Linked DNA regions of Homo sapiens: region 2 is linked to region 1. The links are chromatin contacts, found by Hi-C in ENCODE. All regions are on one chromosome and are shown on one strand. The core of a region is the stretch at or near the end of the contact, and the rest is flanking DNA. Distances in the headings are between cores, read along the strand shown. Region 1 holds the start of OSTC (oligosaccharyltransferase complex non-catalytic subunit). Region 2 holds the start of ELOVL6 (ELOVL fatty acid elongase 6).

The links. A loop is a pair of places that touch in the nucleus more often than their neighbours do. Pooled maps may share reads with other maps.
Region 2: a loop to region 1 is called in a map of CD8-positive, alpha-beta T cell, with 9 times the contacts of the local background. The contact joins the promoter of ELOVL6 here to the promoter of OSTC in region 1. A Hi-C loop is called at or near these places in 5 of 168 maps with a recorded cell type or tissue (CD8-positive, alpha-beta T cell, chondrocyte and naive thymus-derived CD4-positive, alpha-beta T cell), 2 of 37 single-sample maps with no recorded cell type and 14 of 50 pooled maps.

Annotation. Positions count from the first base shown.
Region 1 is chr4:108,648,603-108,652,797 of GRCh38, forward strand. OSTC (oligosaccharyltransferase complex non-catalytic subunit) reads left to right here and starts at 1,997. Exons shown (of 4, transcript NM_021227.4): 1 at 1,997-2,192. The coding sequence starts at 2,054. It also overlaps the pseudogene RNU6-431P. RefSeq lists enhancers at 1,937-2,286, 2,901-2,950.
Region 2 is chr4:110,196,792-110,200,986 of GRCh38, forward strand. ELOVL6 (ELOVL fatty acid elongase 6) reads right to left here and starts at 1,824. Exons shown (of 4, transcript NM_024090.3): 1 at 1,456-1,824. The coding sequence starts at 1,544. RefSeq lists a silencer at 1-490 and an enhancer at 1,405-2,197.

The DNA of each region.
Region 1 (4,195 bases), core at 747-3,246:
TACTTTTTGGAAAGTGATAGTAATAATTTAACATATAGATGAATGCAGTGTGTTCTGACTTGGCAGTTTTATTATTTATGAAATTAATTTTTCATTTAAAAATTATATATTAATAATTTATATGTTTTCCACAATGTAGGTAGAAATTATGTGTCCCTAGTATACACAGGAAGAAGGATAAGTATATAAACGTATACCATTTTAAACGTCTTAAATCTATTTACTTCTACAGCAATTGCCTTTTAGGTCTCATCCAGTCACAGACTATACTACACTTTTTGAGTTTATTTCCCTTCCCAGGAGCCACTTTTGTCATATGTAAAGCAGTTATACTAGTATTTACCTAACAGAATTGTCATGAAGAGTATATAAGCACAAATGTAAATCACTTAACATAGTACCTGCCAAGCAGTGGTTAATTAATGTTAGATTCCTTTTTAAGCTATAAAGGAAATTTAAAAACCTTTAATCCCTATGTTTTTCCAAAGCAAAATGTTTTATTTTTATTTTTTTCTTCATACCAAAGCAAAATATTTTAATTGTTCCAAAGTGTTCCTTACTTATAAAACTGTGGGAATTTCAGAAACATTCTGCTTTACAGTGCCCAGAGAAACTTCCTACATATAAACGCTGGTTTTGGTGTAAATGCATTCATTATTGGTGTTATCATTGGCCTTTACATAACCTAAGATTCGTGTGGCTCCGTTAAGACATAGGCAATATGACTCTGGGAGAGACTCTCACTAATGAACAGTAAGGGCAGCAAGCCTCAACTGTACTTAGAATTGGATACTACAATGTTTTGATAGTATTTTCATTACCGTCTTCAAGCAATTTCTTAACAATTGAGTTGTTAGCTAATTAGAAGTGCAGAACCAATACATGGCATCCTGTAAAAATAACCACGGGCTTAGTAACAAGCAAATAAAAAAATATAAAAACATTGGCTCTATAATGTGTCAATATGCTCTGGACTTATGTAATCAGTGACTCTTAACTCTTGCTCCAAAAGGAAGTTAACATTTGTAGAGTCTTAAAAGATTATATAAAAAAGAAAAGCAAAACAGAAAACAAAAAATCTTTTAGACCTTCTAGTCCATCCCTAATGACTAATTCTCCATCATATATTTTCATCTATTTGGATTGTAAATGTTGCCCAGACCAGAGATGGCGGTGGTTCACACTAGGGTGTCAGTGGTGGAATGGTGAGGGGCAGATGAATTGGAGATATTTTGGTAGTACAGCCAAAGAGACCTACTAATATTTTGGATGCAGAAGGTTAGTAAGGAGAGAAATCCAGACGACTTTAAGATTTTTGGCCAGAGGGATTTTACCTTTTAGCGACATACAGATGACCAAGGGAAGAGCAAAGTTGAGAGGATGAGTTATTCAAAATAGTATTATGGTCACGCCAAGCTATCAGCATTAAGGCATCCCTGTAGAGATGTCCTGTTGACATTTGTGATCCAGGCTGGATGTTTAAAAAAAATTGGTAACATATTACTTTAGCAACTATTATTAATTCTTATTATTACCACGACTACATCGGGAAGTAAAAGCTCAGCAGCCTCCGGCTTTTCCTAACCCTTGAAAAAACCTCTAATATAAAAGGCATTTATATCCAAAAGTTCCCATTCATCTCCCGCTCTGGGAACCGGGAGCGCCCCCTGTCCAATCAGCTTTCAAATCCCCTGCGTCAGCGAGTGGGCGGGGCTCACCTAGATTCCTTGGCCTCCGCTTCTCCGGCTTGGCCACGTTAGAAGTCCCGCAGGTCCTTGAAGGTACACAAATCACCTATATATCCATTAGAAAAATGTAGAGTACATTATCACAATGTAAGTTTAATTAGATTAAATAATTTACAACACTTTATTCATATCATTTATTTGTTTTATTTAGTTTCTTATTTTCTTCTATGAGTATAGTAACCACCTCCGAGCTTTACGGATCTGCGGGTCCTTTCCTCGCGCACGCGCACTTGTTAGGGAGGGCGGGCCTGTTTCCGGGAGGCGCGTGGGGCTTGAGGCCGAGAACGGCCCTTGCTGCCACCAACATGGAGACTTTGTACCGTGTCCCGTTCTTAGTGCTCGAATGTCCCAACCTGAAGCTGAAGAAGCCGCCCTGGTTGCACATGCCGTCGGCCATGACTGTGTATGCTCTGGTGGTGGTGTCTTACTTCCTCATCACCGGAGGTAACTCGGGCTGTCGGGCCCGAGAGGCTGAGGAGCGGAGAACTGACCCGCCCCGGGAGGCGCGTCTGTTCCGCTGACTCTCAGCCCCGGGGGAAGCATAGCTCTGCTTTGGATCTTTTCTGAGGGTGGAGGGGAGTTCTGGGGTCCGAAGTGTTAACGTCCAAGTTTATTCGCCTTCACGCCCTGTCTTAAGAGAATTCGTGTTCTCACTCCCATTGCCTTTCTTCTCCTTCTAGCCCTCCCATCCCAGGGATCCGAGTCAAATATATTTTTCAAGGCCAAATTGTTGCTCTTTTTGTTGCTTGCCATACGTTGTTTGATAAATGTCCTGGGAAAGCCTAATTTGGCAAACTCCGTTTCCATGGTTGGTTGTTTGATAAAGGTCCTGGGAAGGTCTAATTTGGCCAACTCCGCTTCCATGGTTGGTCAAGAGCTTGTGGGACTTTTAAACTTATCTTTGTCCTGGAATCTTGGAAGAGACTTGACAATCTTTAGTTTTGTTGGCTCAAACCTAGGGTTCTGTGTTGCCTTTTGCATGACCTACAATAAATATCAATGGAATTTTCTGAAATCACAGGTTTGATAAATATTTGAGATTGGAGATGAGATTTGCAGACGATACTGTATTTCAGTGGGCAGAAGTTGAGAATTAAAAAAATAAGATAAATAGCATTACTATTAAACGCTTCTGAATTGTCTATCATCTTATTCTGTCCTTTTCAAATAGAAAATTGCAAAGGGGCGTTGCCTTATGTACTGGTGAGTTGGCAATCCGGCTAGTCTTTTCAGAGCCACTACCCTTTCAGGCCACAGTTCCAAGATTTACTTAGAACTGTGCTACTGTGTACATTTAGATTTGGGGAAGTGGTGTACTTAACTTGGAAATTATAAAATTAATTTAGATTTTGGGAAGTGGTGTACTTAACCTGGAAATTATAAAATTAAAGCTACGGATTTGGGATAGCAAAAGTAGTTCTACTTTTAAGGGAGTGGCCATATAATTGTTATTTTCATAGATGTTTTGTGAGAATAGTTGGCACTGAAGGGGGAGGATTCAAACTGAGAGAGCTGAGTTCTAGAAAGCACCTTTGAATTTACCTCCTTCCCCCAATCTAGAATAGTGAGAATTAACTTACGTTCATTTAAATAAATTACATTTAAATATTTGAGTTACATTTAAATACTTATTTGGTAACAAGATACTATCTAGCATTGCATTAGCATTAACCATTAACATTTGCTCATCAAGTTAATAGCTACTGTACTGAATAAACAAAATTTAAAATGCATGTGGCTTTTAAAAATAATAGACTTTTAAAAATAAATAATATAGAATAATTCAGTATTATTATTGAGTGCTCGCTTCGGCAGCACATATACTAAAATTGGAATGATAGGGAGAAGATTACCATGGCCCCTGTGCAAGAATGACTCGCAAATTCGTGAAGCGTTCCATATTTTTGCACAGTTCACGAAGGTCGTTGGACAAAAAAAAAGTCATTATTCAATAATAATAATGAATAATGCTAGTTTCTTTCCTGTAACCCTTACTTCCCTTGGAGTCGGATTCTTTGCGAGAAGCCTCAGTTTTCTTTGTGGCCCTCTTTTTTCTCCTGTTGATTATTGTAATGGGGAGATTCTTTGTCCCAACCATTGGGGGAAAGTGGAAAGGTTGCTTTTTAGTGGCCAGGTCTATGAGGTATCTTGTATGATGAATTGGTTTTGCCACTGGAAGGGAAGAAGTCTCTTCTAAAAACTGAGTGCACCTTTATAAATAAACTATTTGTTGCTGACAAATAGTCAGCAAATAGATACTGAGTCCCGTTAAGTTTCAGGCACTAGGTACTGGAGATAATAGAACAAAACATAAGGACCCTGACCTCCTGAAGCTTATAATGTCATAGATGAGACATATTAAATGTCACTTAATTTTTTTGTCCGTTAAAAATGTTCACAAAAACAGGCCAGGCGCAGTGGCTCACGCCTGTAATCCAACACTTTGG
Region 2 (4,195 bases), core at 574-3,073, 1.5 Mb after region 1:
CAGGAGGCGGGCTCCGCCCGGCAGCCGCCGCAAATGGCCATTGGGGCCCGGACCAGCCCGCGGGAAGCTGGGAGTGGGCGCGCTCCGGCCGGGCGGGAGGAGAAGGAAGCGGCGGCCGGGCCTCCCGACACTGGCCGGCGACTCCAGGGGGCTGGAGGACAGGAAGTTGAAACCCCCTTTTCGCAGCTGCGGCCCCGTGGCACCAGCTCCTACTGCACCAACCCGCCCAGGCCACAGGCGCGCCGGCGTTTCTGGTTTCCAGTTGAAGAGGGCAGGCGGGAGGGCGCGGGGCACGCGCGCTCGCGCACGCGGCGGGCGGAATCCCCCGGCTCCCGGGAGACCCTGCGGCCCGACCCTCCCCGGTCAAGCCATCCCCCGGGCTGCCGGCCCCTTGCCTAGCTCCGGGGTGCGTTGGGCTTGAACTTTACAGATCGCCAGACCCGAAGTTAAGGGGAGGAGAGGAATGCCTCTGCCACAACCCTGTCTACAAGAAGCGAGATGAGCACACCCTCCTCTGTTAAATATTGCAAGGTGACACTGGATCGCCTCCCACACAGGGATTTTCAAAAGGTCTGGCGGGGGGACTACAGTAAACAAGAAAGGTGTTTTCCCTGATTATTAGTTTCCTAGGGAAGAGCCCCTAAGGACTCTGCAGACGGAGGGGCTTTTAATCTGTGTGCCTGAACTCCAATCAGCAGCTACGCACAGAATTAGAAGTGTGTCCAAAAGGCGTTTCCGTAAAACAGAAACTTAATAATGGCGTGGCTCCACTCGCTCGGGTTCATTCATTTATTACTGTTTTCATTGTCCCCTCCTCCCTCCCACCCGGTCTCTCTATGAAACCGGAAAGGGAACCGCGTGGGGAAAGGGGTACTAAAAAGGGGGCATCCGCCTGAGGAGCGGCAGACAGAGGAGGACGGTGAAGTAGGAGCGCTGCAAGGAGAAAGGAAGGACACGAGGGATGGAGAGACAGCGAGGACCAGGGCCAAGGGCGGCGGGCGGGAGAGGGTTAAAGGCAACAGGAGACAAGGTCCTCCCTCCACTGCCTTTCACACTCCGGTTGCGGGAGAGGCCAAGCGAGAAAACCCAAATCTAGATGAAAACCGGGGGAGGGGAGGGGAGCACAGGTAGGCGATCTGGACTGTGGCATCTCTCCCGCCTTCCCTGTCGCGCAGACATCACCCTGTGCACACACATATGTTCTGTGTTATATAATCTATATAAAAGATGCCTATGTAGCCGCGGTTCACACAGGGGCACCCACAGACCTCGCGCTTCATGTACCCCCCCCCCCCCAGCGTCTCCTGCACCCGGGAGACCCGAGAACTCAGCGATCAGCTGGCTGCCCGCGATTCATCGCTCCATTCACGCCCAGGCAGGGAATACCGACATTAAGGCACTCCGGGAAGACGCGCAGGGCTCCCGGGAACAGTATCAGGCGAAAGCATCACGTACCAGTTTTCCTGCATCCATTGGATGGCTTCATTCTCGTTGAACTGCTTTTCGAATTCATATTCTTGTAAAGTCAACACTGACATGTTCATTGGGGCTGATCTTCGGAGTCGCTACGTGTTCTCTATACAAAATAAAATAATCTGTAAAGCGCTTGATTTCGAGTGTTCTCCTGTCTGCTTCCCCCACCCACCCCCCTAGGTCTTCCCCACGCCGCTCGGTCTCCAGCGGTCGTCTCTTCTCCCAGCCTCTCAGCTACATCCAGGGCTGAGCATTGCCTGCGCCTCCGCTCCCAGCTCCTCTCTCTGGGGCTCTCCTCCTCCCGGCGTCCGCATCCACCGTAGGAGGAAATGAATGCCTTGCGGTCTTAGTGCCCGCACGTTTGTCCATCACCCTTTTTACTCGTCTACAGGGAAATCTCCTCCCCCTCGTGCGATTTGAGAAATTAACCCTTGGCGAGGGAGTGTGCGAAAGAGCGCGACCTCTCTCCGCCCGGGGGGGACAGTTTTGTTTACAGCGAAGGTGGTTGGAAGAGTGGGGGAAGGGCGCAGAGAGAAAGGAAGTGGCCTGGAGGTCATCCAGATCCCCTAAGCCCAACCTCGTGGGCCGCCTTGCTTTGAATGAAGTTTCAGCTTGCAGGGCGCATCCCCGCGGCGCGTGGACCCGAGAGCTTGGCGAGTAAACGATTGGGAAATAGTAAAACCTGCCAGCTCTCTTGCAAGAGAACTCCGGGCAAATCTACGTTGAGATCACCAGTGAAGGGAATACGCTTCCCACCTCCTCGCCCTACCTCTGGGACCACCCCCACCCCTACCCCCACCCCCACCCGGGAGCTCTGGCTTAGATTCACGCTAACCCAGGCCCTGCGGACGGCAGAGCTCCTTAATCTCGTACAGACAGGGGATGCTGAGTGTGAGGATAGTGGATAGGCGAGAGAGGCTAGTAGCCGGAAGTGGAAGAAAGGGCTGGGTTAGGTGGAGGGTTTAGGTACCGGGAAGGGGGGGATTAATGAACAGAGGCAGAGTGGGGAAGGAAGCTGACAGGAGAACTGGACCGACTGGCCAAATGCAAAAACTTTATTTGCATGCATGAGAAATTTGGCTTTACTTGCTGTACTTGTAGGTAGAACAGAATATGTGAGGAGAGGGCTGAATGTACTGTTGACCCCTACTGGGCCCTCAGCCTCCAAGAGGAAAAACTATTTTCTATTCCATCCATCCCTCCACTCATTTCCCCCAAGAGTTTGGAAAAATGAAATATGAGACATGGAAGTATCTAATGATGTAATTGTAAACTTTACAAAATAATAAGGAGCCCTGCTTTTAAAAATTAGGTGGATATTAGGACCAGAAAGAAAATTCCCCTTCTGAGAACATCCCCCCACCTCCCCAGTAGTCCAAAAAGGGTACTTTCATTCAATTTAGATGCCTCTAACCCACAAAAAGTGGGAACTGGGAGAAAAATTTTTAAAGGAGGAAGGGACCGGCCGCGGTGGTGGCTCACAGAAGTAATCCCAGCACTTTGGGAGGCCGAGGTGGGCGGATCACCTGAGGTCAGGAGTTCAAAACAGCCTGGCCAACATGGTGAAACTCCGTCTCTACTAAAAATATAAAAATCAGGCAGGCGTGGTGGCGGGCACCTGTAACCTCAGCTACTCAGGAGGCTGAGGCAGGAGAATCGCTTGAACCCGTGAGGTAGAGGTTGCAGTGAGCCAAAATTCTGCCACTGCACTCCAGCCTGGGCGACAGAGGGAGACTCTGTCTCCAAACAAACAAACAAAAAAAAAAAAGAGGAAGGTCTAATGAGAAAGTAAAGAAATAATTTTTAAAATCCAGTACAATATATAGATTAAAGGGCTAGCCTAGTTGATTAGCAAATTAATGTATACATTGACACTGCCAAAGATTCTGTGTAGGGACTGTCCTCATCTCCCCCATTAAGGGTTGTCTTTCTTTTTTCTTTTTCTTTTTTTTTTTGAGATGGAGGAGTCTCGCCCTGTTGCCCAGGCTGGAGTGCAGTGGTGCAAACTCGGCTCACTGCAACCTCCGCCTCCCAGGTTCAAATGGTTCTCTTGCCTCAGCCTCCCCAGTAGCTGGGATTATAGGCAAGCACCACCACGCCCGCCTAATTTTTGTGTTTTTAGTAGAGATGGGGTTTCACCATGTTGGCCAGGCTGGCTGTGATCCACCTGTCTCAGCCTCCCAAAGTTCTGGGATTACAGGCATGAGCCACCATGCCCAGCCAAGGGTTGTCTTTCTAGAGACCTCTACAGTACAAGTCTACGTCACTTTGAAGTAAGGCCCAGGCCAAAACTCTTGGCAAGATTGGGCTGGAAGATAGGTGTGGCCAGATAAGAAAGAACCATTTTAGCACGGTGCCTGAGCCTGTGAATAATCAATAAATATTTGTAAAGTGAATGATTCATCAAATAAATTAAGGTAAGAAGTGAGAAAGGAATCAAGACAGAAAATCCACTTTGGGTGGCTGAGGCAAGACAATTGCTAGAGACCAGACTGGGCAACATAGTGAGGCTCCATCTCTACAAAAAATTAAAAATTAGCCAGGTGTGGTGGTACATGCCTGTAATCCCAGTTACTCTGGAGGCTGAGATGGGAGGATAGCTTGAGCCTGGGAGGTCAAGGCTGCAGTGAGCCATGATCACACCACTGCAGTCCGGCTTGGGTGACAGAGTGAGACCTTATCTCAAAAACAAACAAGCACTGTCAGTGACTTTGAAAACTGG